Regions from separate parts of the Homo sapiens genome. Here region 2 is linked to region 1. A link is an interaction called in ENCODE POLR2A ChIA-PET data of the cell type or tissue named here. Cell type or tissue: PC-9. All regions are shown on one strand. Each heading gives the region's core, and the rest is flanking DNA. Links, peaks and the distances in the headings are about the cores only. Region 1 has its middle 190 kb from the start of LINC01985. Region 2 has its middle 240 kb from the start of LINC01985.

Region 1 (15,828 bases), core at 5,001-10,000:
TTACCTTTTCTAGTAGCCACATTTAAAAAGTGAAAAGTTAAATTAATTTAATTTTAATGGTATATCTTGTTCATCCCAATATAAGCAAAACATTATAATTTCGATATAAAATCTATAAAAAGTTAATGATATATTTTGAGTGTTTTTCATATTAAACCTTCAAAATCCAGTGTGTATTGTGCAGTTTCAGCATAGCGCATCTCAATTCAGACCAGCCACATTTCAAGTATTCAGTAGCCACATGTGATAAGTGGATATCATGTTAAACAATGCAAGTCTAGACCTTTGTTTCTCAAAGTGTGGTCCATGGAAGGCAGCAAAGAAATGCAGGCTGTCAGAGCCCATGCCATTTCTACTGAATTGTAATCTTCCTTTATATGAGCGGGGTAATCATGTGTACATCAAAGTTGAGAAAGGCTGAGCTAGAGTCCATGCTCTTTACCATTTTATTATGCTGATGGTTCAGGGTGCTCATTTGCTACCTCATTTCACAAATGGTTTTCAGTATTTATACATGGCAACCCCCTGCAGGATAACACTGATGACAGCGTTACATTGTGAAAGTCATGTTGGCTTTGGAATTAGGTAGATTACTTGCCATAATATCTCATAATTGCATAAATTAACCACTGAGCCTTAATGTCTGCATCTGTAGCATGATCACACCTATGTTATTTGCCTATTAATCAACATTCTCCCTTTCCTTAGCTATGAACTTTCCATTTTAAGATGAGGGCATTGTCTTCAGAGTTTTTTTTTTTTTTTTTCTCTGTCTTCCTGGGACTAAGTTCTGGTCTATGAAATGTTAGCCTAAGTACTTGTCTTTTTGACTTCTGGAACGGTTCTTTAAAAGTTTCTGACTCAGTTCAGAGGTTTATCTCCTTTACCTTATTCTTTCTCTCCTTCAGCCTGGAATATAAATATGATAGCTGGAACTCCAGCAGCCATACTAAACCAGAAGGTGATCTTAAAAATAGAAGTTATACACTAGAATGGTAAGGCAGAAAGATACAATGATCCCAGATTTCTGGGTATAAGAGAGCTTCTGTGCATGTTTAATTGCCTTCTTCATATATACATATATTTTTTTTTCTGTGAGAAAGTTCTGCCTTCTTTAAGCTACTTTGGGTTCTCTATAATTGAACAAAATTCTGTTATATCCACCCAGAATTTTTATTGTACAGATTAAATAAGTTAACTTATATATACAGCCTTAGTAGGCACTAAATAAACATTTTTGGTAGATATGAGAGTGCTAGTCCACAAGGAGCAAAATATAGAGAGTGGACAATAAAGTAAATATAAATGTCCAATAAATAAGTATCTGGCCTGCCATGAATTATTTCGTGCCTTGGGCATACACATGTAAGCTCACAACTTCTGACCTACTAAAACTCCTAACAAATTAATGTAGTTTTTGTCTTTGCTTCTGTTTATATGCTGGATTACGTTTATCGATTTGCATATGTTGAACCAGCCTTGCATCCCAGGGATGAAGCCCACTTGATCATGGTGGATAAGCTTTTTGATGTGCTGCTGGATTCAGTTTGCCAGCATTTTATTAAGGATTTTTGCATCGATGTTCATCAGGGATATTGGTCTAAAATTCTCTTTTTTTGTTGTGTCTCTGTCAGGCTTTGGTATCAGGATGATGCTGGCCTCATAAAATGAGTTAGGGAGGATTCCCTCTTTTCAGGGCAATCAGTCAGGAGAAAGAAATAAAGGGTATTCAATTAAGAAAAGAGGAAATCAAATTGTCCCTGTTTGCAGATGACTTGATTATATATTTAGAAAACCCCATCATCTCAGCCTAAAATCTCCTTAAGCTGTTAAGCAACTTCAGCAAAGTCTCAGGATACAAAATCAATGTGCAAAAATCACAAGCATTCTTTTACACCAATAACAGACAAACAGAGAGCCAAATCATGAGTGAACTCCCATTCACAATTGCTTCAAAGAGAATAAAATACCTAGGAATCCAACTTACAAGGGATGTGAAGGACATCTTCATGGAGAACTACAAACCACTGCTCAACGAAATAAAAGAGGCCACAAACAAATGGAAGAGCATTCCATGCTCATGGATAGGAAGAATCAATATCATGAAAATGGCCATATTGCCCAAGGTAATTTATAAATTCAATGCCATCCCCATCAAGATACCAATGACTTTCTTCACAGAATGGGAAAAAACTACTTTACAGTTCATATGGAACCAAAAGAGGGCCCGTATCGCCAAGTCTATCCTAAGCCAAAAGAACAAAGCTGGAGGCATCACGCTACCTGACTTCAAACTATACTACAAGGCTATAGTAACCAAAACAGCATGGCACTGGTACCAAAACAGAGATAAAGACTAATGGAACAGAACAGAGCCCTCAGAAATAATACCACACATCTACAACCATCTGATCTTTGACCAACCTGACAAAAACAAAAAATGGGGAAATGATTCCCTATTTAATAAATGGTGCTGGGAAAACTGGCTAGCCATAGGTAGAAAGCTGAAACTGGATCCCTTCCTAACACCTTACACAAAAATTAATTCAAGATGGATTAAAGACTTAAACGTTAGACCTAAAACCATAAAAACCCTAGAAGAAAACCTAGGCAATACCATTCAGGACATAGGCATGGGCAAGGACTTCATGTCTAAAACACCAAAAGCAATGGCTACAAAAGCCAAAATTGACAAATGGGATCTAATTAAACTAAAGAGCTTCTGCACAGCAAAAGAAACTACCATCAGAGTGAACAGGCAACCTATAGAATGGTAGAAGATTTTTGCAATCTACTCAGCTGACAAAAGGCTAATATCCAGAATCTACAAAGAACTCAAACAAATTTACAAGAAAAAAACAACCCCATCACAAAGTGGGCAAAGGATATGAACAGACACTTCTTAAAACAAGACATTTATGCAGCCAAAAGACACATGAAAAAATGCTCATCATCACTGGCCATCAGAGAAATGCAAATCAAAACCACAATGAGATACCATCTCACACCAGTTAGAATGGCGATCATTAAAAAGTCAGGAAACAGCAGGTGCTGGAGAGGATGTGGAGAAATAGGAACACTTTTACACTGTTGGTGGGACTGTAAACTAGTTCAACCATTGTGGAAGACAGTGTGGCGATTCCTCAAGGATCTAGAACTAGAAATACCATTTGACCCAGCAATCCCATTACTGGGTATATACCCAAAGGATTATAAATCATTCTGCTATAAAGACACATGCACACGTATGTTTATTGTGGCAGTATTCACAATAGCAAAGACTTGGAACCAACCCAAATGTCCAACAATGATAGACTGGATTAAGAAAATGTGGCACATATACACCATGGAATACTATGCAGCCATAAAAAATGATGAGCTCATGTCCTTTGTAGGGACATGGATGAAGCTGGAAACCATCATTCTCAGCAAACTATCGCAAGGACAAAAAACCAAACACTGCATGTTCTCACTCATAGGTGGGAACTGAACAATGAGAACACTTGGACCCAGGAAGGGGAACATCACACACCGGGGCCTGTCATAGGGTGGGGGGAGGGGGGAGGGATAGCATTAGGAGATATACCTAATGTAATGATGAGTTAATGGGTGCAGCACACCAACATGGCGCATGTATACATATGTAACAAACCTGCATGTTGTGCACATGTACCCTAGAACTTAAAGTATTTAAAAAAAAAAAAAAGAAACAGGGTTTCGCCATGTTGGGCAGACTGGTCTCAAACTCTTGACCTCGAGTAATCCGCCTGCCTCAGCCTTTCAAAGTGCTGGGATTACAGGCGTGACCCACAGCGCCAGGCCAGTGATGCCATCTTGAAGGGACACCGCCCTGATGATGGGCATTTAACCCCCACCTACCAAAGTGTTCTGCAGCGAGGTTGTCAATGCCTGGAGCATACATTACTCGTCATAAAGCTGCTGATCTAATCCACATAGTGGTCACATATCGTGGCAAAAAAAAAAAAAGGTCCGAAGATATAAGCAGCTGCACCAGTTTTACCGTAAATGCTTGTTCTATAAAGAGTACTTTCTGGAGGGTAGGTGCAGGGATCCACCACCTCCTGATTGCCCAGGACATTGCTTCTGTTTGTAAGTCCCTGTAAAGTATTTCTTGTTGAGAAAAAAAAAAAAATGAATGTAGCTAATGTTCAATGTGTTGATGTCCATGTGGAACTCTTTCCTTGAATCAATAATGGGAAATTGCCAGTGGCAATGATGCATCTTATCAAGCCTACTCTATTGAATTCCTTTTTTTTTTTTTTTTTGGTAATATCTGCTATAACAACACTGTCCCAGATCTTAATATGTTGAAATCACCTCATCTGGGACTACTCTGGTTATTTGGGGGGACATGTATCTATTTTCAATGATTCTTAACCATACAATACAGAAGCAGAAATTTTATTTAGACATATTTATTATCTAATCATTTATTTTGAAATAAAGAAGAGGTAGAATTAAAAGAAAATCAACACTTGAATTTATGGACACATTAGTAAAAATTTTTAGTTTGTGAAGGAACTTTAAGCTAATCCAACCATCTCATAGTACAGATAAGGAAGCCGAGACCCACAAATTAAAAAAAGGGCTCATTGAAGTCCATAGCAAGCAGCTTGTTAGGAGTAGAGCTGGCAGTAGAACAGTTCCCCACTTCCTGATGCAAACTGCTTTCCATGTATTATTCCATATATAAACATGTACAACACATGCAAACATACATACATATGGCGGTAATGACTATTCTAAATGTGGCCAGTGAGTTACAGTTTAACAAAATGCTTTCACAAACGAGATCACATTTTTTTTTTTCTTTTTTCGTGTGTGTGTTTGAGAACCATTTCTGTACAGTATTTTATTTCAGCTCCCAGTCATTGTGGTAAAACAATCACAAGACAAAATATATAAGAATTACAAAGAATAGTTATCATTTTTTAAGAATTGCCATATAATTATATTGTTACAAATTCAATATAATAAAAGTTTTCCTATATCTTATCTCTAACAGTAAACATTGATTTTACTCACCATAAATGATTTTCTTTCAAGCTTTAATATGCTTGCTAGAATCATATATGACAATAATTGTTATACATTTTTATAACTTCAACTTTTATTTTAGATTCAGGGGGTGCATATGCAGGTTTGTCACATGGGTATATTGTGCAGTGCTGAGGTTTGGGGTATGAATTAATGATCCCACCACCCAGGTACCAAGCATAGTACCCAATAGGTAGTTTTTCAGCCCTTGCCCACCTCGCACTCTAAATCTTCTAGTGGTCTCCAGTGCCTACTCTTCCCATCTTTTATGTTCTTGTATACCCAGTGCTTCCCTCCTACTTATAAGTGAGAACATGCAGTACTTGATTTTCTGTTCCTGTGTTCATTAGCTTACTATAATGGCCTTCAGCTGCATTCCTATTGCATCAAAGGACATGATTTCATTCTTTATGGCTGTATAGAATTTTATGGTGTAAACGTACCACATTTTCTTTATCCCATCCACCATTGATGGGCACCTGGGTTGATTTCATATATTTGCTATTGTGAATAGTGCTTCAATGAACATATGAGTGCCTGTGTGTTTTTGATAGAACAATTAATTTTCTTTGGTATATACCAAGTAATGGCATCGCTGGATTGAACAGTAGTTCTGTTTAAAATTTTTAAAGAAATCTCCAAACTGCTTTCCTTAGGGGTTTAACTAATTAACATTCCTCTCAACAATGAGTAAGAATTCCCTTTTCTCCTCAGCCTTGCCAGCATGCTCTTTTTTTTTTTTTTTTTTTTTTTTTACTGTTAATAATAACATTTGGCTCTTTCAGGAACCCTGCAAAGTAGGCATTCTTTCCCCATTTGTCAGATAAGGAAACTGAAATATAGAAACATAAGTTACTGTCAAAAGTTGTCACATACTGGCAGAGCTGTGACTTGAAAGGGTTTCTCCTGTGTTGAAGGAATGGAGCTTTGAGTGCCCAGCAACATGTCAATGTGCTTTCTGAAGACATCTCCAAAATTCCCAGATTTATTTTTATTAATATATAAATGCATTATCATAATTCCTAGTTTTCTATCACCACGATTGCAACAAAGCAATTATAAAGGTGCTCTTAGAGATACGTGCTGGGGTATGACATAAAAAACAGGAGCTGTCCTTCAAAAATTCTTAGAAATACTGGGAAAAGAGGTATATGAATATTTTAAGGGCAAAAGTTTGCAGTTTTGAAATATATATTCAAAATATATAAAAACGATCAGCAGTGCTTTAAAAATATGCCTTCATAAAATACAAAATATCTTCCTGGAGGAGAGTCGGAGAAGATGCAATGATTTTGAAACAAGAACACAGTACTTTTAGGAGACCATAACAGAATGTTTGAGTAGTGGGAGGACCGAGTTTTATTTTAAATTGAGAAATAGGAAATATGTATCTGCAAAAATGGAAAAAAATTGAAATGCCTGAGAATCAAAAGTTTTTCCTCCTTTTCTCGAAGGAAACGTTATACTGATGCTGGCAGTCTGAAAGTAGAATACAAACATGTGGCGTTACACACCTCCAGGAAGCTCCGTGCATATCACAGTCTCATGTATGGTGCTGCCAGGAGGAGAACACAGCGGGCACTATGTAGGTATTATCCCCAGGCATTTTAGAGGACTCTTTTTAACACACAAATTGGGAACACAGTAAAGAAAAAAGCATGGACTTTGTGGAGATCTGGGCTAATCATATATGAATTTTAGTTTCTTTCAGCTTTAAAGTGAGGATAATAAAACTTGTATCTCAAGATTCTTCCAGGTTGTCCTATGAGAGACTAAGGTTTAAAAGAACACCAGAATGCCCTCAACTTGAAAGAAAACTCATTAATGGACATAATGATGTTTACTTTGTCACTGAAAACGACATTACAAAAGAGGTAGCTGTGGTCACTGAAGTGTAGGTTTCCAGTCACCTGGGGCTAGCCACGACCCAGAGTTAAGACAGGGAAGTGGTATGGCCACTCCACCCAGACCCACGAGAATGCCTTTTACCCCAGCTTCTGTGTGTTTTGCTTTCTGTGGGTTGCTCCTACAACTTCATTCAAAGGGCTACCCTCAGGCTACTGTTACTACTTCTCTGCATTGCATGGAGAACTGGAAGCACCTGGGAGAGGATGACCTCCCAACCCTCACTCCAGGACAGACTCCTGTAGGAGTGTGAATGCCCGGCTGGCTGTGGGAGTGCCAGACGTCTCTGAGGTGGCATTTTGACTCCATGGTTCCTGTGGGATCACGGGGAGGCTGGGGCTTTGCCTGAAATCACATCCTTCCTTAGACTCTTCGCCTTCCCTGTCCTGTTGTCCCCCTGCTCTTACTGGTGATTTTTCTGAGAGTTTCTTTAATAAACCACTTGCACAAAAGTCCAAGAAAGTTAATTGTTTATGCAATTCAGAGATCACCTGCACTGGGAAATGAGGTTAAACTTGGCTTGAGCCCCAATTCCAAGTCTTGTAAAAGCAAAGTCTGCTGCTGTCTCTGCCTGCACCCAGACCCGCTCTGACATGCGTCTCTACTTCTGCTCTCACTCTCGTCATTTGCCTTTTCCTGTTGACAATTTCTACACTCTCAGTGACTTTTGAATTAGTGAAGAAAGTGAAGTAATAAATTTTATGTAATACCTCAAAAATAACCATAGTAAAATTATTGTAGACTAATTTTTTTTTTAAAAGGCTGCAGCCGATAAGAGAATTACAGAGCAAGAGAGCTAATAGCATCTGTTGGTAGGGAGCTATGTTCTCCACACAGCTTTGTTTTATCTATGAATATTGGTAAGTTGAAATTTATTAAATAGAGGGACATATTTTAAGTAAAGATAAAAGAACCCCAAACCAGTGCATAAGTGCATATTGTATATACCCTCATACATGTATATATGATATAATTGAACATGTTTACATATATATGCATACATTTATAAAGAAAACATTCCCAGATGTAAAGACAATTCTGGGTTTTGGAGTAATTGGTTATTTTAAATGTTTTCCTTTGTAATAAGGTACATTATACCTACAGTAAAGTGCATAAAGTATATCACTTAATTCGTTTCTTAACTATGTGACCCTCATGTCACCATCACTCAGATCAAGACATAAAACATCTGCAATCTGGAAGGCTCCCTGGTGCCTCAGTCAATACCAACACCTATGTGGCAGGCCAGGTCTTACTAACACCTGCCTCCATAACAACTGTTTCAGTACTGACTCAGTGGTTAAGTTAAATATTAAAAGCAAGTGCCCTTATACAAAAGCTGGAATGTAACAAAAGCCCAAACAAGAGTTTTGTCTAGGCCTTTCCTGGGCCTTAAAGCATGACAAAATAATGAAGGAATTCTTAACAGGACCCATTTAAGATGAAACAAGTTTTATTGGGCGGTTGAAGAAACTCCCCAGGACTCCACAAATAAGTTTATTGGGGGTCTAAAGGAATCCCCAAACCTCTGTGATTTAGCAAGAGACAAGATAAAGTTAATCACCCCAGGACCTGGACCCATTTAGATTAAGTAAATTTACCGAGGCTCCAGACGAAGGTGTTCTGGACTCAGAGTTTAGTTATAGACTAAAAGAAGTTAATCACTTATGTCTTTAGATAAATTCACACTTACACATACAGACATATAGCTTAGAAGGTATATAAGCTCCTGAAAACTTTGTAATTTTCAGCTGGTCTGGCAATAATTCCCAGGCCTTCTCCCTGTAACCAGTGGCAGAAATAAAAACTCTCTTCCTCCCCAGTTCATCTTCATCTCATTATTGGGCCACTAGAATAGCAGCCTGACCCTCAGTTTGGTCTGGGAACACCTACACTTCTTACTTGCTTGGCAATATAGAGTCTTCTGACTTTTACCATATAGGCGATTTTTTAACCTGTAGGTTTTTGTCCATATTTTCAAATTTTCTACAGTGAACTTATACTGCTTTTATAATTACTAAACAAAGCAAAGTTGACAAACAAACTGCTTTATCCAATGGTCTGGGTGTCTTATATGGAAGAGGCAAGTGATTTTCAGAAATCCTAAAGCAGTGGCCACTAGCAAGGAGAAGTGTAGGGTACATTTGCCACTAGAATAAAGAGAGCAGAAGGGAGTTTATGGATAGAGAGGTCTCTTGTGTTGAATGGAGGCCTGAATTTCAGCTCCACTTTTTTTTTTGTTAGGAAGAGGGCTCTTAGGGTGGCAGCCAATGGTTTCATTGCTCTTACAGTTCTTTCACTTTGTAAGCAGTAAACTGGGATTACAGGTTTCAAGAAACTGATTCTCACTGATCTCTTTCAGGCCCATATTTTTCAAATCCATCATTATTCAATTGAAGATTTTGATGTTCCTGAGGAGAGGTAAATTACTGCCTTGGAAGAGCTTTGCTAGCAAAAAGGAAAATATCACTGCTATGGTAGTTCACCAATTATTCTCAAGTCTGTGCGAGACTGTGGGAATCATTCCATTTCTCAACCTCTTCGTTTTTTAGAAGGGGGTCTGATGATGGAGAAATAACAATCTTGCCATGATTAAAGAAAAACTGCTATTCTTCAAAGCACTTTTTCTTGAAGATTTCAAAGGTGTGGACAATTTCTTAGAATCGGAGGCAAGATTTAAAAATAACTAAATTTTGCTGGCCTGCCACCATCTTCAAATCTTCTGATAAGTCTTAAAAAGGAGTTTTGTGCTGATTCCTGTAGGCAGTTACCATGAATATTATTCATTTGTCCCCAAATATTAGAGGTAGAAGAGGAAAAGTGTGTTTTGTATAGTTAAAAAAAATAACTAGTAGGTTCCATGTTTGCACTTGGCATTATAAACTACACATTCTTTCATAGTGAGAATAAACAAGGAAATTGGATTCAAGCAAGACCCAGTTCAAATGACATGAAAAATTCTTTTGGATAAATCGTGTTTAGTTAAAACTTAAGCCCTATGAGTTTATTTTTTCATATTTAAATTGAGAATACTACTACTTCCTCAGAGGATAATTATGGGGACTAAATTTTAAAAGCAGAAAAAGAACAAATGAACACTCCATAAATGGTGGCTTTATCTCTCTCTACCTTTAATGAGATGTCCTAAGGGAAGTATAAAAGAAGAAATGGAAGAGTGATAAAATTAAGAATATGCATTTTGGAATTAGGCATAAATAGTTTTAAGCTATAGGTCTTCCATCTACTGGATTTGCAACCTTAGGAAGGTTAATTCTGAACCTCTCTGAACCATGGTTTCTTCATTTTAAAAATGAGATTAAGAATGATAAATAGGTTAGAGGATAAATGAAGATTAAATAATGTTAAACATCAACAAAGTTCTTAGCTCAATGCCTTACACATCAAAAAAATAAAATAAAAAGGTATTTTTATTATTTAGATTAGACCTTAGCTGCTACCATGTTATTTATAAAAGTGGGGAGATAATAATATTTTCATGTTACAGTAAAGGAAACCTCTATGTAAAGTGTGATTTCTCTAAATCTGAGAACATTTTCAAAGGATGTATTCAGTATTCAGAATCCCTGCCAAAAGTTTACTCTTTTGACTCCTACACATGTCTCTTTCTTAATTTTGAGGCTGTTTTATTAAGAAATTATTATTTGAATAAGTACATGAAATTCTTAATATTACCAGGACAAATAACAGACATTTTTATATAGGAACAAACTTCTGAATTTGAAAGTCTTTTATGGGTCCAGTCTCCAGGAGAGGAGACCACCGTATTGCTAAACCTTAGAGTGTAATTTAAAAAGTCAGTGATAAAGACAGTGGTGACAACATCCAATACCAAGAGCATGATGCATGCTGTACCCTTTACTCTCTTGAAATGCCTTAATTAAAAAGAGGGTTCATTCATGCATTCATTATTACTCATTAGAATCAAGTTTGTCTTTTAGTAAACCATGTGGTACATTATTTTCTACAACTCATAAAAAACACCTTATTCTCACTTTTTTGACATAAATCAATGCGTGATGTGAGAAAGTGAAGATTTCAATAATATTTCTACTCTTATTAAATTTTGTATTAAATAGACTGTTTTTAGAGCAGTTTTAGGTTCGCAGTGAAAATGTGCAGACAGTAGAGAGTTCCCATAAACCAGCTGCTTCTCCCACCACACACAACCTCCATAACTATCAACATTTCACTCCCCAGTAGTACACTGGTTACAACTGACAAACCTGTGTTGACACATCATTATCACCTGAAGTTCATAGTTTATTTTAGGATTCACCCTTGGCACTGTACATTCTTTGGGTTTTGAGAAATGTAAAATGACATGCATTCACTATTGTAGTATCACACAGCACAATTCCACTACCCTAAAAATCCTTTGTACTCTGCCTATTCACCCCTTCCTCCTCTAACCTTAGCAACCACTGAAATGTTTATTGTCTCCATAGTTCTGCGTTTCCCAGGATGTCATATCATTGGAATCACATAGTACGTAGCCCTTTCAGATTGACTTCTTTCACTCAGTAGTATGGGTTTAAGGTTCCTCCATGTCTTTTTGATAGCTTGATGGCTCATTTCCTTTTATCACTGTATAGTACTCCATTGTCTGAATGTGCCACCATATTTTTATCCATTTACTTATTGAAGGGCATCTTGGGTGCTCCCAACTTTGGGTAAGTATGAATAAAGCTGCTGTAAACATTCACGTGCAGGCTTTTATGTGGACATAATTGCTCAACTCACTTGGGTAATTAGCAAGGAATGTGATTGTTGGATCATGTAGTAAAAGTATGTTTGGTTTTGTAAGAAACTGCCAAATTCTCTGCCAAATTGACTATAACATTTTGCATTTTCTCTAGAAATGATTGAGACTTCCAGAGTCTCCACATCCTCATTAGCATTTGGTATTGTCAGTGTTTTGGATTTGGCCATTCTAATAGGTGTGTAGTGGCATCTCATTGTTGTATTAGAGAATTTGGAATTCCCTAATGATATATGATGTTGAACATCTTTTTGTATGCTTATATGAAATTTGTATATAATTTTTGACAAGATGTCTATGATCTTTGGCCTATTTTTTAATACAATTTTTCATTTTCTCATCGTTTCAAGAATTTTTGTATACATTTAAGATAGTAGTCCTTTATCAGCTACATCTTTTGCAAAAATTTTCTCCCAGTCTGTGACTTATATTCTCATTCTCTTGACATTGTCTTTCACAGAACATGGCTTGTTAATTTTAATAAAATTCAGCTTATCAATTGCTTCGTTTATGGATTGTGCCTTTGTGTTATATCAAAAATTCATCACCATGCCTGAAGTCCCCTATTTTATCTTCTAGGAGTTTTCTGGTTTTGCATTGTAAATTAAAGTCTATGACCCATTTTGAGTTATTTTTTATCAGTGTTGTAAAGTTGATGTCTAGAATAGTGGGGTTTTTTTTTTTTTTTTGGCATGTGGATGTCCAGTTGTTCTAGCACCATTTATTGAAAACACTATCTTTTCTCCATTGTGTTGCCTATGCTCATTTGCCAAAGATGAGTTGACAATATTTGTGTAGGTCTATTTCTAGGCTCTCCTGTTGCACTAATATATTTGTCCTTTATTTAAAAAATCAATACCACATTGAATTACTATAGCTTTATAATAAAGTCAGCTAGTGTCAATCCTCTGACTTTGTTCTTCTTTAATATTGAGTTTGCTATTCTATGTCTATTTTCTCACCATATAAACTTTAGAATCAGTTTGTCTATATCCATAAAATAACTTGCTGAGATTTTGAATGGGATTGTGTTGAATCTATACATCAAGTTGGGAATAACTGACATCTTGACAATATTAAGTTTTCTTATCCAGGAACATAAAATGTCTTTCCACTTATATAATTCTTATGTGATTCATTTCATCAGAAGTTTATAGTTTTTCTCAGATAGATTTTGTATATATTTTGTTACATTTATGCCGAAGTATTTTATTTATTAGGGTGCCAATATAAATGACAATTTTTAATTTTGATTCTACTCATTCATTGCTTATATATAGAAAATGTTCTTATATTTTTTATCTTCCTTTGCCTTTCATTTTCTACTTATTGTTTGTTATTGGTACATTATTAATATTTATAACATTTACCTCCTATTATATATTTCCCATGATTTTATATTCTGTGTTTACTATTGATCCCTTTTCCACTGTGTCTTCTTCCATCATCTAGTTGTCTGGATTTTGTCCAGAGAAGTCTGGATGTTTAGAAGTCTGTTTGTTTTAAAAACAGGCTACTTGGTATTATGCTACCAGATTCATTCATGTTTGAAAATTTCTACATTTTGGCTATTCCATGAAAGACAACTTGACTAGGCATCATATTTCAGGGTCATATTTTTATTTCCTGTAAAAAAATGTTGTTGTTGTTGTTGTTCCTTTGAATGCTGTTTTGGAGAAGTCTGGGCCCAGAATAATTCTAGAGAATTCCTTATTCTTGGTAATTAATGCCAGTGCTTGTCTAGAAGGTATCTTCATGCCAGCTTTTATATTAATTTTTCTTTTGATTTGCTTATTTAGTTTTGTCTTATTTCAGTGAAATCTTTTAATATGACACTGATGATATTTTTTCTTCTATTTTTGGGTTTTCATCTTTAAGAATGCCAGTTAACTTTTTGGTGAATCACCTTTGTCTGCTGTAATATCTATTTTTTCTCTTGAATTGGATTACTATATAAGTCCTTTCCCTCTTGCATGTTAAATGGCTATCTTTAGCTTTTTCTCTTTGTCAACAGTCTGTCATCCATGCTTACTTACTGGTGTTTGTTTAAAAATAATTAAAAAATTTATCTGTAGTTGTATTGTTATTGGCCTCCGTTTATTTTCTTATCAAGAAAATCTTTATTTTTATCTCATTTTGCTCGCTGTTTTGCTTGGTATTTCTTTATCTTATCTTTAAACATTTATTTCTTAAATTCCTGACATTATTTAGTTCATCTATAGCTTAAAGCACCTCTAGGAAACGTCCCTCTTTTCTGAAAGCTTATCTTTTCTTCAAGAATAGATTCTTCATGTATTTTTGGTATAGTATAGTTGTTTTCCCATTATTTTACTGCATATGCTAGGAGAGATGTATTAGACCTTTCCCTCTCTTTGTCTCACTCCTTTATGCTGGATACTCTTAACTGGGCAGTGGTGTCAGGTCTAAAACAGAGTGGGTGGATCCTCAATGAGTCTCTTTCCAATCCAGTTGTAAACTGTTTGTCTTCTAATTTAAAACTTGAAGATAGTGTAGAGTGGGAAGCAGTGGTGTACTGCAGCCTGCTCATACAAGCTCATGAGAGCAGGTTATTCCATTTTTGCAAGTTGGTTATTAAATATACACAGATGTTATTAAAAATTAAATCATATTGATTTAAAAATAAATGCATTGTATTAAAAACTCCCCCATCCTGATTACTTTACTATATTTTTCTATTATCCATACTATTGAGGTTATTTAAGACCATTTTTGTGCTTTCAGTGATGTCACATTCGTTGCTTGAAATCAGCTATGGTGGCAGTTTACACGTCCTGAAAATTGGCAAATACTACAAATCAGAGCTAGGCTTATTGTTTTGTTGATGATCTAGATTTAATAAGAAGACAGAATGTTAATAACATATCTTAAACATAAATGTGCATTGTATGTTTTGTCATTATAACGGAAAATTGAGAAAATATTTTTTCAGTATTTGGAAACTACTACCCAATACACAAAGAATTTGCTCAATTTATTGACAGATGAAAGCTATCTTTATTGTTTCACTTATTCTTACTAGACAAATAAAGAAAACATCAATAAACATTCATGTTGAAACTACACTCATTGAGTACAACCATAGCTTGGCCATGAACACAAGAGCTCAACAAAATTCAACAAAACTATTCTTAAAAATCATTTGGCCGTATGGAATGTATTGTGTATTTTATTATTACTGGTAAATAATGTTTGTAAGTTTATCATTTTTATGCTATGCATTCTTCATAAGAGTACAAATTTTATAAACATATATATATGTGTGCATATAGTCCTCCCTACCTCTGCCCAGAGAGCCAGCTGTTAAACATTTACCAACATCTCACTGGTGGGAAGGACTGCATGGGGTTGGATGCACTTTTATTAGTGAATCTGAGCATTGCTCACATGTTTTATAGCCAAGTTTATTACTCTTTGTCAGACTGTATCCAGGGGTACTAGTCAAAATATTTACAACCTGAAAGCCAGGCACTTAGCAATCAAAACAGAGCAAGTAGATATTAGCCATGGTATTCTGGTCCTGTGAAAAGATACTTTTCGGACACAAATAATGTTTTCAATTTAACTTGAGGCATTATAGCTTTTCATTCAGTTCCTGAGTCAGCCAGATTGTTCTTTTATCCTATTTTAACCCATTGTTTCCAGTAACTATGACCACTTTCTCCTTTTGCCCTGCTCTTGCTCTCTTTATGATTTGGGAAGAATTTTATGAGTGTCCCTTCCCCCACTACCTGCTACCTCTGAGAATCTTAGCTTATTTTCATTCATTTTCACCTTTTCTTTGGCTAAATCTCTAGTTTGGGGATTTTACATCCCAAATTTTGGGTTTTACATCACTACTTATTGCCAGAGACAATTAGATTGGGAAATTAACATCCTTTTGTTTTTTTCTCTTTATTTTCCTTCTTTTCTTTTTTTTTTTAACTTTTATTTTTAGGTTTGGGGGTACATGTGAAGGCCTGTTACATAGGTAAACACATGTCACAAGGGTTGGTTGTACATATTACTTCATCACCCAGGTATTAAGTCCAGTACGCAATAGTTATCTTTTCTGCTCCTCTCCCTCT
Region 2 (15,828 bases), core at 4,254-9,253, 57 kb after region 1:
ACTAGGAATCTGAGTTCTACTTTCTGCTCTGCCACTATTAGCCATGTGACCTCGGGAAAGTTACTAGAGATTATGTATGCAAAATGACTGGCTCTATCAGTGGTAGAGAATGTTCATGAGCCTTCAAAATTGAAATAAAATTTTTACAATTTAATCTACATACAATGTATATTGAATGTATAATATACTCAATATATTTATAATTCAATATATCTATAATTTCTATTCAATATATTTATTATATATATGCCATTTTATGGGATTTTTATGTAGAGAAAGGAAAGACAAAATATATAAAGAAAGCAATATCTGTTCAAAATATAAAATTCGATTGTTTAATCCACATGGATTAACAGCAAATTACATAAATGAGAGGAAAAAGCCAATCTAATTCTGAATTTAATTGGCCATTCAGTTTAGTCAAATATCAGTTGACCCCAAGTGGAGAAACATAGGAGACCATCTGCTAGAAGGTCTGTCAGATTCCCTGCTTGGCAGTAAGTGCAGGCAACAGTCTCTGCCTAAGGATGGAAATATGTACAAAGAAGGAATCTGAGAGTGTGATGGTTAATTCAAGGCCCAGATGGATGTGCAAGAGTTTTCAAGTCATATTGCTTCTAACAGCTAGAAACAAAAAATAAACTAAATACCTACCAATAAAATGTGATACTTCCACAAAGGGTGGTCATTAAGAATAATATGGTAGAAATGAATGTGCTGACATGGAAAGATGCTTATGATATGTTAAATGAAAAATTAAAATTTGGCTGGGCATGGTGGTTCACACCAGTAATATCAGCACTTTGGGAGGCCAAAGTGGGCGGATCACGAGGTCAGTAGTTCCAGACCAGCCTGGCCAACATGGTGAAACCCCATCTCTACTAAAAACACAAAAATTAGCTGGGCATGGTGGTGCACACCTATAGTCCCAGCTAGTCGGGAGGCTGAGGCAGAAGAATTGCTTGAACCAAAGAGGCAGAGGTTGCACTGAGCCAAGATTGTGCCACTGCACTGCAGCCTGGGCAACAGAGCAAGACTCCATCTCAAAAAAAAAAAAAAAAATTAAAATTTACAGGGATGTAGTTGGTATGATCCTATTTGTATAGGAAAAAGCATGATATGTTAATATGTTACAGGAAAGGGGTCCCTATCTAGACCCCAAGAGAGGCTTCTTGGATCTCACACAAGTAAGAATTCAGGGCGAGTCTGCAGTACAAAGTGAAAGCAATTTTATTAAGAAAGTAAAGGAATAAAAGAACGGCCACTCTATAGACAGAGCAGCCCAGAGGGCTGCTGGTTGCCCATTTTTATGGTTGTTTCCTGATGATATGCTAAACAAGGGGTGGATTATTCACGCCTTCCCTTTTTAGACCATATAGGGTACCTTCCTGATGTTGCCATGGCATTTGTAAACTGTCATGGCGCCAGTGGGAGTGTAGCAGTGAGGACGACCAGAAGTCACTCTCGTCACCATTTTGGTTTTGGTGGGTTTTGGCTGGCTCCTTTACTGCAACCTGTTTTATCAGCAAGGTCTTTATGACCTGTATTTTGTGCTGACCTCCTATCTCATCCTGTGACTTAGAATGCCTTAATTGTCTGGGAATGCAGCCCAGTAGGTTTCTGCCTCATCTTACCCAGCTCTTATTTAAGACGGAGTTGCTCTGGTTCACACGCCACTGATATTTCCTCCCTCTGTTTTATAAGAGAACCCGTAATCCTGAGGGTTGCAGAGGGATGAAGATCCGTCTTCTGTAACTTCTTTAGGCTGAATAGAGGTGATGATATTCCTGCCTAACTATGAGGGTCTCTTGCATTCAGGGTATAGAGAAGCTCAGTAAGAAAGCATCAGTATGGTAAATCCATTTATAACTCTTGAGTTTCAACAAAAGGTGATATCTGGAAGATTAATAAGCGTTTAAGAAAACATTCAGCAAGCTTGTCCAGTATTCCTGCACAAAGAGTATAAAAGCAATATATTCCAGAAAAGCAAAGCAAAATAAGTAAAGTTATTCCGAGTAAACTAAATTAGAAGGCTTTTCATGAACTGGGCAATTGTTGAACTAAGCTGATATGGGGTTGATAGCTGATTGTAATGTGTCCAGAATTAGAATACAGATCCAGATTTTTACATTACCCATCCCTCTTGTTTCTTCTGAGCAGCAGCCAGAGATCACTGGTTGGTTCACAGGAATAAGCAGGGTTAGCCTAAATTGCAGAAACAAACTTAGAAACAACTAATGAGACTAGAATTTAATAAAAAGTGTACCATAGTTCTTGAAACATAATATTTTGCTCTCCAGTTTCCCATTTTTACTGAAGACCATTCATGGTAAGACTGATTTCCTTTATTATGCTTGGCCTGATTATTTGTATAAAGTGCAGCAAGAATAATTATTTTTCACACAGACTCTATTTAAATTGGCTTTGATGGAACTCTGTTCTATAGAAGGAATCTTAGATGAGACTTTTTAAAGCCAAGCTTAGCCATGGGTTTGTACCCTCAAATACCTATAAGTTGAGTAAATGCCTCTCCTCTTGGGGTCCCAAGATAACTTGGGGCTTCTGGACCTGTCAAAAAGTGACATTCTTTACTTACCACAGGTGAGAAATCTTGTATAGGGACTGTTGCAGACAAGGTCTGTGGCCAATTCCTTAAGGGGCTTTTATTGGCTTTATAAGTCAAGCTGATTCCTTCAAGGAAAGCACACCATTCCAGTTAAAGCCTTGGTTTAAAAAAAAAAATTCTCCAATTGTGTCCTGTTACAAAAGAAAACAGATTTTTTGTTTGTTTGTTTGTTTTTTAGATGGAGTCTCGCTGTGTCACCCAGGCTGGAGGCTGGAGTGCAGTGGTGTAATCTTTGCTCACTGCAACCCCTGCCTTCTGGGTTCAAGCGATTCTCCTGCCTCAGCCTCTCAAGTAGCTGGAATTACAGGTGCATGCCTGTAATTTTTGTATTTTTAGTAGAGACAGGGTTTTGCCATGTTGGCCAGGCTGGTCTCAAACTCCTGACATCAGGTGATCCACCCACCTTGGCCTCCCAAAATGTTGGGATTACAGGCATGAGCCACCACGCCCAGCCAAGAGCAGATTCTTATTGCACTTATGCAAATAACTATATTGCCATAAGTTAAGAAAACTCACAACTAGTTTCCTAAATTTTGGAAAAATTAGGTAGAGAAAAACAAATATGTTCCAAATTTTGTTCACAGCAATATACTTTACTCAATTCCTACAAGCTATGAATAGCTCAAAATGATAGTATCCTTGACTCTGAAACACAAAACTAAGCATCAGCAGCGTTTTAAGCAAAGTTCAAAAGATTACTTAAGTTTTCTATTGGTTCAGTTAATTCAGTTAACTCCTATTCCATTTGATATTCATGTACATTCCAACTCTTCATGAGAGTTCTGAAAGTTATTTTCTCTATTCTAATGTTACAATTTCCAAAGTTATTAGAAACCTGCATTTAAGAAGACCTTCTAGCATTCTATAGTTGATTATAAACCACCTTCTAAAGAAGATTAACACAAGACAACAATTGTCTGTGGATGACAAAATGTTTTAGGGCAGCCACAGTCAAAGAAACAATTGACAAAGAAATTTGTTACCTCCATGGCAGACAATAATTTTATGTAACAATTATAATTGTTCCTGATAATGTACACTAAATCTATCAAAATTATAGAAGTTTCTCATAATTTTAGAATATGTACTAATAACACATTTATGCAAATACAGCCCAAAGAAAACTAAACACCCGTTTATATTTGACAATGCCTCCTGTATGATTTTTGTACCAAACAAGCCAAATTTTACCTTTACATTAATGTAGCATTAATGTTAAACCCAAGTTTTAAGAAAATGTTATAGACATATTTACCCAGTTTTAATGTTTAACCATAAGATAAGATTCTTATAAACATTTTATAACCCTTTACAAATTTTTGTTAAAGAGCATTTCATAAGCAGGTTTTTGCTCTAAGAAAAACCTGTTGTGCTTTTATTCCAGTGTTTAATTTATAGAAATACTGAAAAATACCCCTTTAATTTAGCCAATGTCCACACACAGAATCTTTTACAATTATTTTTTTACAAACCTTCCATAACTGTGCAAGCCTTTAGCTCCATTCTATCTAACTTAAAACATTATTTAACCCTTTAGGAAAAAAAACATATTCCCATGCCTTCTTATAATATTTACCAAAAGTACATTCTACTTTCCTTACACACACATTACATGTGAAACTGTTTTTTTTATAGTCTCAATTACATGTTACAATGTTAACTTTTAGCGAAAGTTACTTTGGTGAAAACCCTGGTTAGTAAGCAATTTTAATTATGTACTAGGTGTGGAGCCTAGCCAAGGACACACCATGCAGAAGTGCAGGTAAGGGCTGACTCTCCAGCATAGCTAGGGGGTGTGGCTAACTCCACATGTCCCCAGAACTTACCTTACTTAAGCATGCAAGTTGTACAGTAAGAGTCATAGTGGCATTTTAGGAAGTATTCAGGAGGCCTGACAACCTTTGAATTGTACATTTCTTACATAAATCCCCTTTCACAAATCCTTTCATGACTTACACAGACCATCTGAGACATTCTTGGACTTTCTGACTTGCCCTAAACATCCCTCCTTTTAAACAACTAGTCATTTTACTTTAGGGCAAGAATTGACCATGCAAGATCCTTTCTTACATAAAATCTCTTTCTTTATAATCTTCTTTGTATAGCTAGGGGGCATGGCTAATTCCACATGTCCCCAGGCCTTATCTAGAATCTAATGGTTTTAAGGTAGGTAAATTGAACAATTTTTAAAAGTTAAAGAAGCATTTTGTGACCTTAAAGCATTTAGCAAACTTAATATCTGACCCACATAATTTAGACTAAATGTTTTTATTTTATCAATAATTTGTAAAGCTGTTTTTATTTCCCAAAGATTACTAAAATTACATGAACTAAAAGACATTACAGCTTTTATTTTGCTTTTAAAATATTTGATTTAAGCATTTATTTTTGTTTCAGCCAATTAATTAGAGTTCTTTTATGTAAACATTACACATAACACATATATAGCTACACAGAAAGACAAAATATGATTACTACAGTGGTTGTAAGATTTTTCGTTTGCCAGTTTTTAAGTTTCTTAATTGGATTACTAGCTTTAGGTTGGAGCCCTTGGAAGAACAGGGCCAGGAAAGGGTTTTCTGGTGCCTCTTGTTTTTCCCAAGGAGTCCAGGCTGTTAGAGCTTGAATATCCACTTCTAATTAAACTGATTCTAACCATAGCACTCTTTAATAACATCCTTTTAGAATTTCTTACGTCAAACGGCCAATATTTCTGGCTTTTGAACTTTACCAAAGGTAACCTCCCAGGTGCTTAGAGAAAGGAAAATTTAAGGCAGTCCATGGAGGAGAAGAACATAGACAAGATCACGCAGATAAGTAAACCAGAAATGATTTACTTCTTAGGTGGGGAATTGAACCTGGACCACCACTGTGAAAATGCAAAACATTAGCTACTGAGCTGCAGCATGGTGCAGCTTCCATTTCCTTTCCCGGAAGGAGTCTAGAGTAGTTAATTTTGAGCTTGGAAAGGCTTTTAACTATTTAATATGATTTTTAGAGCTAACTATGACATGAACCCAAAAATTTCTGTTCCCTGGAAGGTGGAGACCAAGAGAAAGTACTGCCACATGGTTACAAGGTCAAGCCCCCAAGGACATAAAACAAGGTGGAGACATCATGCAGTTTTTTGGTTTGTTTCAGGGACCTGCAGCCAAGGTTGTTACTGACCAGCTTGCTGGGTTGTCTTGAAAAGTGGGCTTAAAGGTGTTCTAAGCCCGTGTTTTATCCTGAAGTACCCCTCAACACAGAAAAATGAATTCATAGTGCAAAATACACCAGCTTAAGACTAGCCTTAGAATTCTTTTTTGCATTAATTAAGACTTTACAGAAGAGATATACACTGATTTTCTTTTTTTTTTTCCTCTCATTCAACTGTTTGCACAGAGAGAGAAACCAGAAATCTGACTGGTAAGAAATTTTTACCCTTTTGCCAGCATGCCAGGCTTCTGAGTTCCCTTTCCTTGAGCAGCTCTAGTGATCCAGCTTGTGGCACCATCGCCCTGGGGGCAAGCTTCATCATAAAGGAAAATTACGTTTTTTTTGTTCTGGCCAGAGCAAAGTATGTGTGACAAAACATACACATTAGCCACTCTGCTTAGCACTTAATACCAAATTGGCAAGGCCTAAATTTGCCCCCAGATGGCCCCCGTCATCTTTAATCCAGCCTCAGTCCAGGACTTTCAACACGTGGTCTCTGGGCAAGATGGTTGCCCTGAGTAACAGAAAAGCTAAGAAAGGGAAAGGGGAGAGAGAAAAGCATTGTCTGTGGCAGGGTGGGGAAGGCGAAATGCTCAGGGAGGCCAGAGAAAGACCTACCCATTGCAGCGATACTGAAAAGTTCAGGCGGCTGCAACTGCTGTTGTGAAGGGAATTTTTTCCAGCAGTCCCATCAGCTCTCAAGTTTCTCCTTTTGAAGGAGGAAAAGGCTCCCCATGTCCCACGATCTTGCACATGCCTAACCCTGTCACCCACAGCCATCAGCAAAGAGTTCAAGGCAGATTAATCCAAAGAGTATAGCAGTTTACATCTCATAGTACCAAACCTGTTCTTAGCTGAGAGGGACTTTACTGAGAGGGGCCTCTAACTCCCTAAATCTTAGAAGGGATTCTAACCCTCCTAATTTGGGTGTCTAACCCAAGGTCAGTCAAGCATCCTTGCCTTTTATTAAGAGGGGCCTCTAACCCACTCGTTCTTGGAAGAGACTCTAACTCCCCTAAGCTGGGCCTCTAACCCAATTCCATTCTTTGCCCAAGTACCCCACCATTTACCCAAAGTCCTCTAATAAGTGCTGCAGTCTATTTCCTTTGGGTCAAGGGGTCTCCTCAGTATTGTCCCTTTTGTGGTTCACAAGAAAGATGTTACTGGACCTCACTACTTTCCCAAAGGTAGCTGCTGCATTAGGGTTTCTGCACTATAGTCCCTTCTGTGGTTGCCAGAAATATGTTTCAGGAAAGGGGACCCGATCAAGACCCCAAGAGAGGTTCTTGTATCTCATGCAAGAAAGAGTTCAGGGTGAGTCCATGGTGCAAAGTTTATTAAGAAAGTAAAAGAATAAAAGAATGGCCACTCCATGGACAGAGCTGCCCTGAGGGTGGCTCCTCAACCATTTTTATGGTTACTTCTTGATGATATGCTAAACAAGGGGTATAGTATCTATGCCTCCCCTTTTGAGACCACATAGGGTACCTTCCTGACATTGCCATGGCATTTGTAAACTGTGATGGTGCCGGTGGGAGTGTAGCAGTGAGGACGACTGGAGGTATCTCTCATCACCATGTTGGTTTTGGTGGAATTTGGCTGGCTCCTTTACTGCAACCTGTTTTATCAGCAAGGTCTTTAGGACCTGTATTTTGTGCTGACCGCCTGTCTCATCCTGTGATTTAGAATGCCTTAACCATCTGGGAATGCAGCCCAGTAGGTTTCTGCCTCATTTTACCTAGCTATTATTTAAGATGGAGTTGCTCTGGTTCACACGCCTCTGAAAAACATACACAAATATATCTCCTTCTTTGTCTCTGTCCCTCCCTGTCTCTCTCTCTCTCTCTCTCTCTCTCTCTCTCGCGCACACACACACACACACACACACACACACACACACACACACACACCCCTACAGAAAAACATCAAAATCTTCATAGCAATTACTTCTGGGTGGTGTAATTCGCCTAACAGGACATAGCTGATTAACCCTTTCTTGGCAACAGAGTATGACCATTTAGGGATTTTTCTGGCAGTTTGATTATTGGAGCTATTTAATCATGGCTGTATAATAATTATCCCTTAGCTTGAGTTCTTGCTGAGTAGTTCAAAACATTCATGCATGCCTCATTCCTTGAATCAGCCAGCAAATATTTATTAAACACAAGCATGTTTATTTTTATCATTTTAATACTAAATATATATTATTGATATTATTATAATTATCATTTTTATTAAGTATTAAACACCAAGCATTTATTAAGCACAAGCTTGCCTCTGTGATAGGCAACAGCCTTATAAGAGACAGAAAAAAATAGAGAAACATGGTCCCCTCTTTCATAAGGAGATAAAAAGATTATTCTCTGGCCAACAGGTATATGAAAAAATGTGCAAGATCACTAATCATTAGAGAAATGCAAATCAAAACCACCATGAGATGCCATCTTACCCTAGTCAGAATGGCTGTTGTTAAAAAGGCAAAAAATAACAGATGTTGGCAAGGATTCAGAGAAAATAGAACTCCTACACACTGTTGGTAGGAATGTAAATTAATACAGCCTCTCTCTATGGAAATCAGTAAAAAGAATCCTCAAAGAACTAAAAATGGAACTACCATTCAATCCAGCAACCACACTACTGTGTATCTACCCAATGTAAAAGCAATCAATACATCAAAAATATAGTTGCAGTCATATGTTTATTGCAGCACTGTTTATGACAGCAAAATTATGGAATCAACCTAAGTATCCATCAATGGATGTTTGGATAAAAAAAGCATAGTATATATACACAATTGAGTACTACTCAGCCATTTAAAAAATGAAATCATGCATTTTACAACAACATGGATGAAACTGGAGATCATTATCTTAAGTGAAATAAACCAGGCACAGAAAGATAAATATCACATGTTCTCACTCATAAGTGGATGCTAAAAAGCGTTTCACATGGACATAGAGAGTGGAATGATAGATAATGGAGACTGGGAGGGTTGAGGGTGGGGGGCAGATAATGAGAAATTGAACATCGAGTGCAATGTATATTATTCAGATGGTGGATACCCTAAAAGCCCTGACTTGACCATTACACAATCTATGCATGTAACAAAATTGCACATGTGCGCCATAAATACGTACAAATGAATGGAACAAAAACAAAGCATACTCTTTGAACTTCAAAAAAGAAAGGTCATTCTTCCATTTTAAAGATGATTAAACTCCAGTGTAGAAAGTTTAGATGACTTACTGATAAATTGCTGAGCACTGATTAGACTCCAGCTCTTATAATTCTTCTACACCTTGTACCAGATTATTTTCCTATACACTGCATTTAAATAAAATAAACACAACCAAGTTAAAACTCAAGAAGACATTTTTCTCCTATAGTAAATTGGAACAAATTAGGAAAATAAGAAGAGAGAGAATTACCATCCATAAGTTCATCACCCTAAGCTAACTACAGTTAAAAATGTGGCACACATTATGACAGAAATGTTTCAGTACTTATTTATAGGCAGTATACTTTTATAAAAATCAAATAAGCATGCAGTTAATTAATTAATATAAGCTATACCATAAAATACATACCAATAATTCACTCTTCTCATTATATCTTTATCATAGATAATCCAGTTAATTGTAAAAACCTACTAAATTATTAATAGTTCAATAAGCAATGATATTTAATATCTACATGCCACGGGGTTTCATATGTGAGCTATTAAATGTATCATCACAATACTCATATTTTTACCAAAAAATGAAACATAAACATCACCTGTAAGAAATACAATATTTTCATGATCATTGACATTTAGGTTTTTCTCTACATTCTTCATGCTGATAGGGTTGTGACATCTTTATACTTTACAAAAATCTAGTTATTTTGTAAAACATAAGCAATAATAATTTCAAAAATTAAAACAGGCCACTTGCCATCTCCTCTCTTCCTCCTCTCATTTAGCATTTTCTCAGGGCTATTGATTGACAAACTGGTTTGACTCATAGTAAATAATAAAAACCAATTATTATGGCTGCAGGGCAATTCAAGAAAAGTGGCAAAAATGCAACCCCACTGTATAGGAATATGTAAAATGTGTACTTATGTTTTAAATGCCATCAATATATGGTATGTGTTTTTATAAGAAGTTTCCTAAAGAAAAAAATAAGGTTTTCTCTGAAGTTGTAAGATGACTGGTAAGCAGCACACACACTTACATAAATATATGTCAAATTTCAGTTGAAGGTCACTTAAGCCTTTAGTACATAGATACAAGTGGGTCAGTCCCCCTTCAATTCTCTGGGTATGGAGGTACTGCATCCTCACTGCCATCTCTGGGTGGAGCTTATAGTTTCAGAGCCACTGCAGCTTCCCAGGTCTGTAAACCTCAGGTGCTATCTCTATCCTTCCCGACATCCATCTTGGCTTGAATCCCAGTTCATTTATTTTCTTTCCATTTCCAGCAAAAAAAAAAAAAAAAAAAAAAAACATGTCAAACTAATAATGAGAATCATGGAATTTCCTGAACTGAGGAGAACATCGTTTAGGACACAAAAGTAAGAATTTACTTTTTAGAAACGAAAACACCTTCTCAACAAACAAGTAGGTATTACCCTTTCACAGTAGAATTTTACTGTCCACACACAGCCACCACCTAGCTTCATTGGTTTGACTCCTCTTCTGTTCCTCTTAGCCTTGCTTCTTAATCCTTCTCTTCTGCATTGTCCAGGGGTTCAAACTGTATCTTCTATTATGTAGAGCAACTCCATCCCATCCTACCTTGTAGTTTTGTTACTTGGCCACACTGATACCCAGCAAGGAGTGTCCTGTTTCTCTTTGGTTTATTAAAGCATTTTCTCAGATGAAGATATTTATCTCCCAAGAGATTTCTATTGTACACTGCTTAAAAAAATTCTCTCTCTGCATAGGTTATTTTCCTTCTTTATTCAAAGATGCAGACTTTTTCCTATATTTTAGCATTTCTGAAATCCTGATGACTGTGTGTATATATAATAATAGTGAATTCTTTTGATGGTGAAGGGATTCTGGGTTTGAGCAGTTGAAAGGTAGTGATGATGACTCAAATAACTTTTAAAAAAAAAAAAAGAAAAAAGTTTGCTTTTGTCTTCTCTGCATTAAATGGCCAACGTGTTTGTAACTGAGCCAGATTGTTTTCCTCTGTCCTAAGAGGGTAGTTATTTCTTATTTTAGAGGGTTGTTAATCCCAGTTTTGTCATCTGTTGGGTCTTCAATTCTGATGAATCTTATATCGTATATGGCCATTGCATCTGCACATACATGCTCAGATACTGTGACTTAGTGAAGATACGAGACCACATAGACTACAGGTTCAAAGTACCTGCTGCCTAATAATGTAGGTTTTGACACTCACCTCAACTTGGCAGTTTCAAAGAAGAAAAGTCATTCTGTGAATTAATTGCATGGCAGCAAAGCTTCTGTAGAAGAATCAGAAAACTACTTTTGAAAATGTCAAATAAGGCCAGGTGTGGTGTTTCATGCCTGTAATCCTACCACTTTGGGAGGCCGAGGCAGGTGGATCACGAGGTCAGGAGTTTGAGACCAGCCAGACCAACATGGTGAAACCCTGTCTCTACTACAAATACAAAAATTAGCCGGGCATGGTGGCGTGTGCCTGTAATCCCAGCTACTCAGGAGGCTGAGGCAGGAGAATTGCTTGAACCCGGGAGGTGGAGGTTGCAGTGAGCCAAGATAGCACCATTGCACTCCAGCCTGGAGTGAGACTCTGTCTCAAAAAAAAAAAGAAAAAAGAAAAAGAAAAGAAAATGTCAAAACAGAATTTGCAACCTAAGATTTCTAGAGTTACTGCAAAGAGATCTTGAATCGTTATTGCCAGAAGTGCCTACCAGGCAATAATACTAACTGTAACACAGAAAACAAGTAATTATATGACCATTTGGATTAAGGAAAATGGATATGCATTCTGTAAGAAATGTTTGTAAATGATAAGAAGGAAATGTACTATATTCCTTATGGACCCATTGCAGCAGACGCTGCCATTACTCCATCTATTTCCCTTGGACCTGTCAGTGCCCTCATGCTGACATCCATCAGCCTGAGTCTGCATCTTTGTGCATGAGGACTTATTTTCTCAGAGTCACGGAAGTTTTCTCTTCCTAGAAGCATGAGTCACAGGCCAGAGATCCAGGTAATTAATGATCCTCAGGAGCAGTTCTCAACCATTCGCTCTCTGGAATATATGCACGAATACCCAAGTTCCCTCACCCCTTGAATGGGATAATTCCAAAGTATTTGTTTTCCTCCGCTCTCCAAAAGTTTCTCCATGGAGTTAATTTCCCTTCGTTCTTGTGCAAGGTGGCTCAATAATCACCCTTTACGGACAACTTTTCCTTTCCTCTTTCACTTCCTCATTCACTTGCTCTCACTTTCTCATTCACTTGCAGTTAATAGATATGTCTCTAGTCTGCTTTTGGGAACCGAACCGTGGCACCCACCATCAGACTTAGACATTTTTGGTGTTTGTACATGCAGTACTCTTTTTGAAACACATGAATGTTAACTTTAAGATTCTTTGTTGATGACCTTGGCTGCCAAAAGCGAGTTGTCATTAGTCTTTGTAGTATCCATGTGCAATACCCAACAGACATGTTATGATGAAGTCAAGTAAAAATTAGCTGATGTCATTTTCTCTTTTTATTCCTGCATTATTTTTATGTGGCTTTTGGGTTGGTCTATGAACATTGTCAAGAAACCTCACGGTTTTAAAAATACTCAGTTTTAGTTATTTATTTCAATGTCTGTGAATTTACAACCTTGGCAAGTGCTTTATGTTTATTTTTAATGGCAGATATCTATTTTAATGTGGACATTTTAAAATGCTGACATATCTACATTGTGTAGAATATGATCATTAACTTGTAACCAAGGTGTGATCTCATATTATTACCTCTCCCTTTGGTTGAAAAAAAAAAACCTAAGTTTTTATTATTTCCCTCCAAGAATAAGTCAGACAATTGGTTAAAAATTTTAAAAGGTAATAAAATAATAGTAATTTTTTAAAACTAAGAAGCTGATATTTCTACAGTGCTCTTATAATCAATAGTTTCTTAAAATTGAGGACATGCATGCATACATTTTACTAGCAGTTTGTGCATATTATAAGGTTTCCTTTATAAGAGTATAAAGAAAAAAACTCATAATCCCAATGCTCAAATACAAATACTATTAACATTTTTAATAGGTTTCTAAACATCTTTTTTGTGTTTATACTCATATTTTTTGGCATTAATAAGGTCATGTAATATATGTTGTTTTATAAACTACTATATTCACCTGATAATGCTTCACGAATGTTTTTCTGTATTACCTCCTCTTACTCAAAATGGTACATCTTCTTTTAGAGTAGATGCTATGCAGAGGATGAATATATGATCTGATTGAACGTACTTTCTGTTTCGAAGTGGCATCTTCTGCCAACAGCATCTGAAATATTCATTGTTGTATTTATTATTTGTAGTTTCTAGCTTTTTGGAGAAGGAGAACATCCAAGGATGTATATGCAAATATTTTGCCCCCGCAACAGAGTAATTAACTTTCTAGTGTATCTATTTACCTTAATGTGCTATCCAAACTTGCTACAATCCTATCAGCAGGAACTGAAGAGAGGTAAAACAAACTGGTTTTGAATTTTGACTCTTGGCTCACCAGGACAGGCTCAGGCAGATCCCCAATAGTGAAGGCCCTAGAACAGTTAGAGAGCATGAAAATCTAACAAACCAACAAAAACAAAAGTGGGACCATTATTCCTCTAACTTATTATGTTAGAATTATGTAAACCTCGGCTAGTTTCGTAAGCTCTTTGGTCATTTGTTTCATTCACTGGTACCAAGAGGAGGCTGGATTTTCTCTGTGAACATTTTGCTTGCCAAGAAAATGAGTTGACCTGTCTTTGCTTCCAGTACATTGTCATGGACATACGTAGTTTCTCTTTGCCTAGTTCTTTCTCCTGATAACATAACCCATCTCCCGCTTTTGGAAAACCACACCTTTCCTATTGTCTACCATGCAGCTTGTGTGGGGGTAACCCTACCTCTGGCTCCAGAGCTGAGCATGTTAACAAGCCTGGCCAATGAAAATACTAAATCCCTTTTATCTTAGTGATTGGTTCGGGAGTTGACATGTAACCCAAGTCAGCCAATGAGAACTCTGCTTGGGAAAAAGTATCTCTTCATTCAGTCTGCAAATCTGGCAGAAGGTAAGTCTGGAGCTGCTGATGGCCATCCTTGCCATTACTTGAGGAGGGTCTATGGAGAATAAGGTAATAAATAAACACACAGGAAAGCAGGGCCTACATAGATTGAGATCCTTTCATCTGACTTATGTCTGAAAGTTTTTCAAGAGAAAGAAGCCTTTGGGCTGTAACGGCAACAGTGGTCCATACAGAGTGTGGCAGTTATACAAGGAGGTAGCCAGATCTCAAGGAGACAGGAACCTGGCCATGCACTTTCCACATTCAGCAGTGATTCCCAGACTTCAGACGTGCCATGAATAATCTCTGGTTTAAAGTAAATCTGATCATATTGTTTAGGTTCAAAGAGAGATCCTAGACCAGCAGCATCAGCATCATCTGGGAACTTACCTGAAATGCAGATTCCAAGGCCATACTCCAGACCTACTAAATCAGAAATGCAGCAATCTGTGTTTTTAATAAACCCTCCAGGTGATTATGATGCACATTCAAAACCGGTGGAAATGAAGAGCAGGGAAAAGTGCCTTCCCTATGAGTTACCTGATGAAACTTGAATTTATTGCTTACAGATGTTTTAAGTCAAAGGTAATTCAGCCAGCAGTGTGTTAACAGGTTGCCCACTCCATAAACAGAGAAAGTAGAATTTATTTCTTCATGTAAGAAACCCATTTAAGTGCTGCTTTTTCCCCCTTCTTTGTTGAATTCCACACAAACTACACAAAACACACGTCAACCTCAACTCTTTTCCAGTAAAATAGAGGAAAGCACCATAGGGCTAAAATTAAGCCACAGGCTCCTCCCTTCTCCTAAACTCTTCTGATTTCTAACTGCCAGAAAGCTCTCATTCTATTAGCCCATGCTCTGAAGGCCTGTGGATGCGTTTGGGATAGTGTTTCCTTCATGTTTATGCCACACTTTGAGGAATACCAGCTTTACTTTGGATTTCTGCAGGGCTGTTTTCAAAGCAATTTCTCAAAGCATTCGTAATTTAATACCTGTAAGATGTTGCTCAGTCAGGGAGGCAAGGTTAGCAGAAAACCCTTCTTTGAATCCTGCCAAGGCTTGAACATGCTCATTTGTGCACAGTGCTGCTGCTTTTTAGACCCAAGAGCCTGAACGTCTTCCTCCACTAGAGGAGCATCTTATGCTGTAGGAGCAGGGCTGAGGAAGAGAGTCTTTATTCCTCTGGTAAGAGTCAACCAACACTACAGTCCCAGTAAAAATACAGTGCCTATGACCACTGATTTTCCAACACATTGGCTCATGCACATTTTGTTTCACAGACTTATTGTGAAAGCAATCAGATACTCCAAGTGTTTGGAGAAAACTCAATAGGCCATAAAGAACTCCCCTCACTTTCTTCCTTGACAGATGCTTTTGTGGTCTCTTGAACACTTCTAGAAATGGGCCACACATTACTTTGTAGCCATCTGGAAAAGTACAAAGCATCAAAGCATTAATGTGTCAGATACACCCACATTCCTATGCCATGGCGTTAGATTGCCAAAGCAGGACTGCAGAGAAGTTACATGAGAACCAACTTTGAGATTCTTAGCAGACCACCCATTTTATCTTACCGATGGAGTCAGAGATGCCAAGAATGAGGTTGAAATGGTAGAGAATATTTCTTTGGAGAGGATTCATGTGGATATGCTGTGAATTCCACCTCCCTCTATTAAGTAGTATAAAATATAAGTATCATTATGAATAGGGACTCTTTGCAGAGTAAATTATATTATATATCTAGACCATGGTT

What was found. Peaks named below come from ENCODE experiments on the same cell type or tissue, not always from the same donor. Only the 100,000 strongest peaks of a DNase experiment are listed, where the experiment ranks them.
Region 2: POLR2A ChIA-PET joins it to region 1 with 5 read pairs; 5 of 35 experiments call an interaction of 5 or more read pairs at or near these places.

Annotation. Positions count from the first base shown.
Region 1 is chr3:30,324,118-30,339,945 of GRCh38, reverse strand. No RefSeq gene overlaps it. Among named protein-coding and RNA genes, the nearest start is that of LINC01985, 190 kb to the left of the region's middle. In PC-9, for the core only: no CTCF peak of the experiment used is centred there; a DNase peak (open chromatin) is centred at 6,975; H3K27ac peaks cover 946 bases.
Region 2 is chr3:30,266,392-30,282,219 of GRCh38, reverse strand. No RefSeq gene overlaps it. Among named protein-coding and RNA genes, the nearest start is that of LINC01985, 240 kb to the left of the region's middle. RefSeq lists an enhancer at 11,258-11,427. In PC-9, for the core only: no CTCF peak of the experiment used is centred there; no DNase peak of the experiment used is centred there.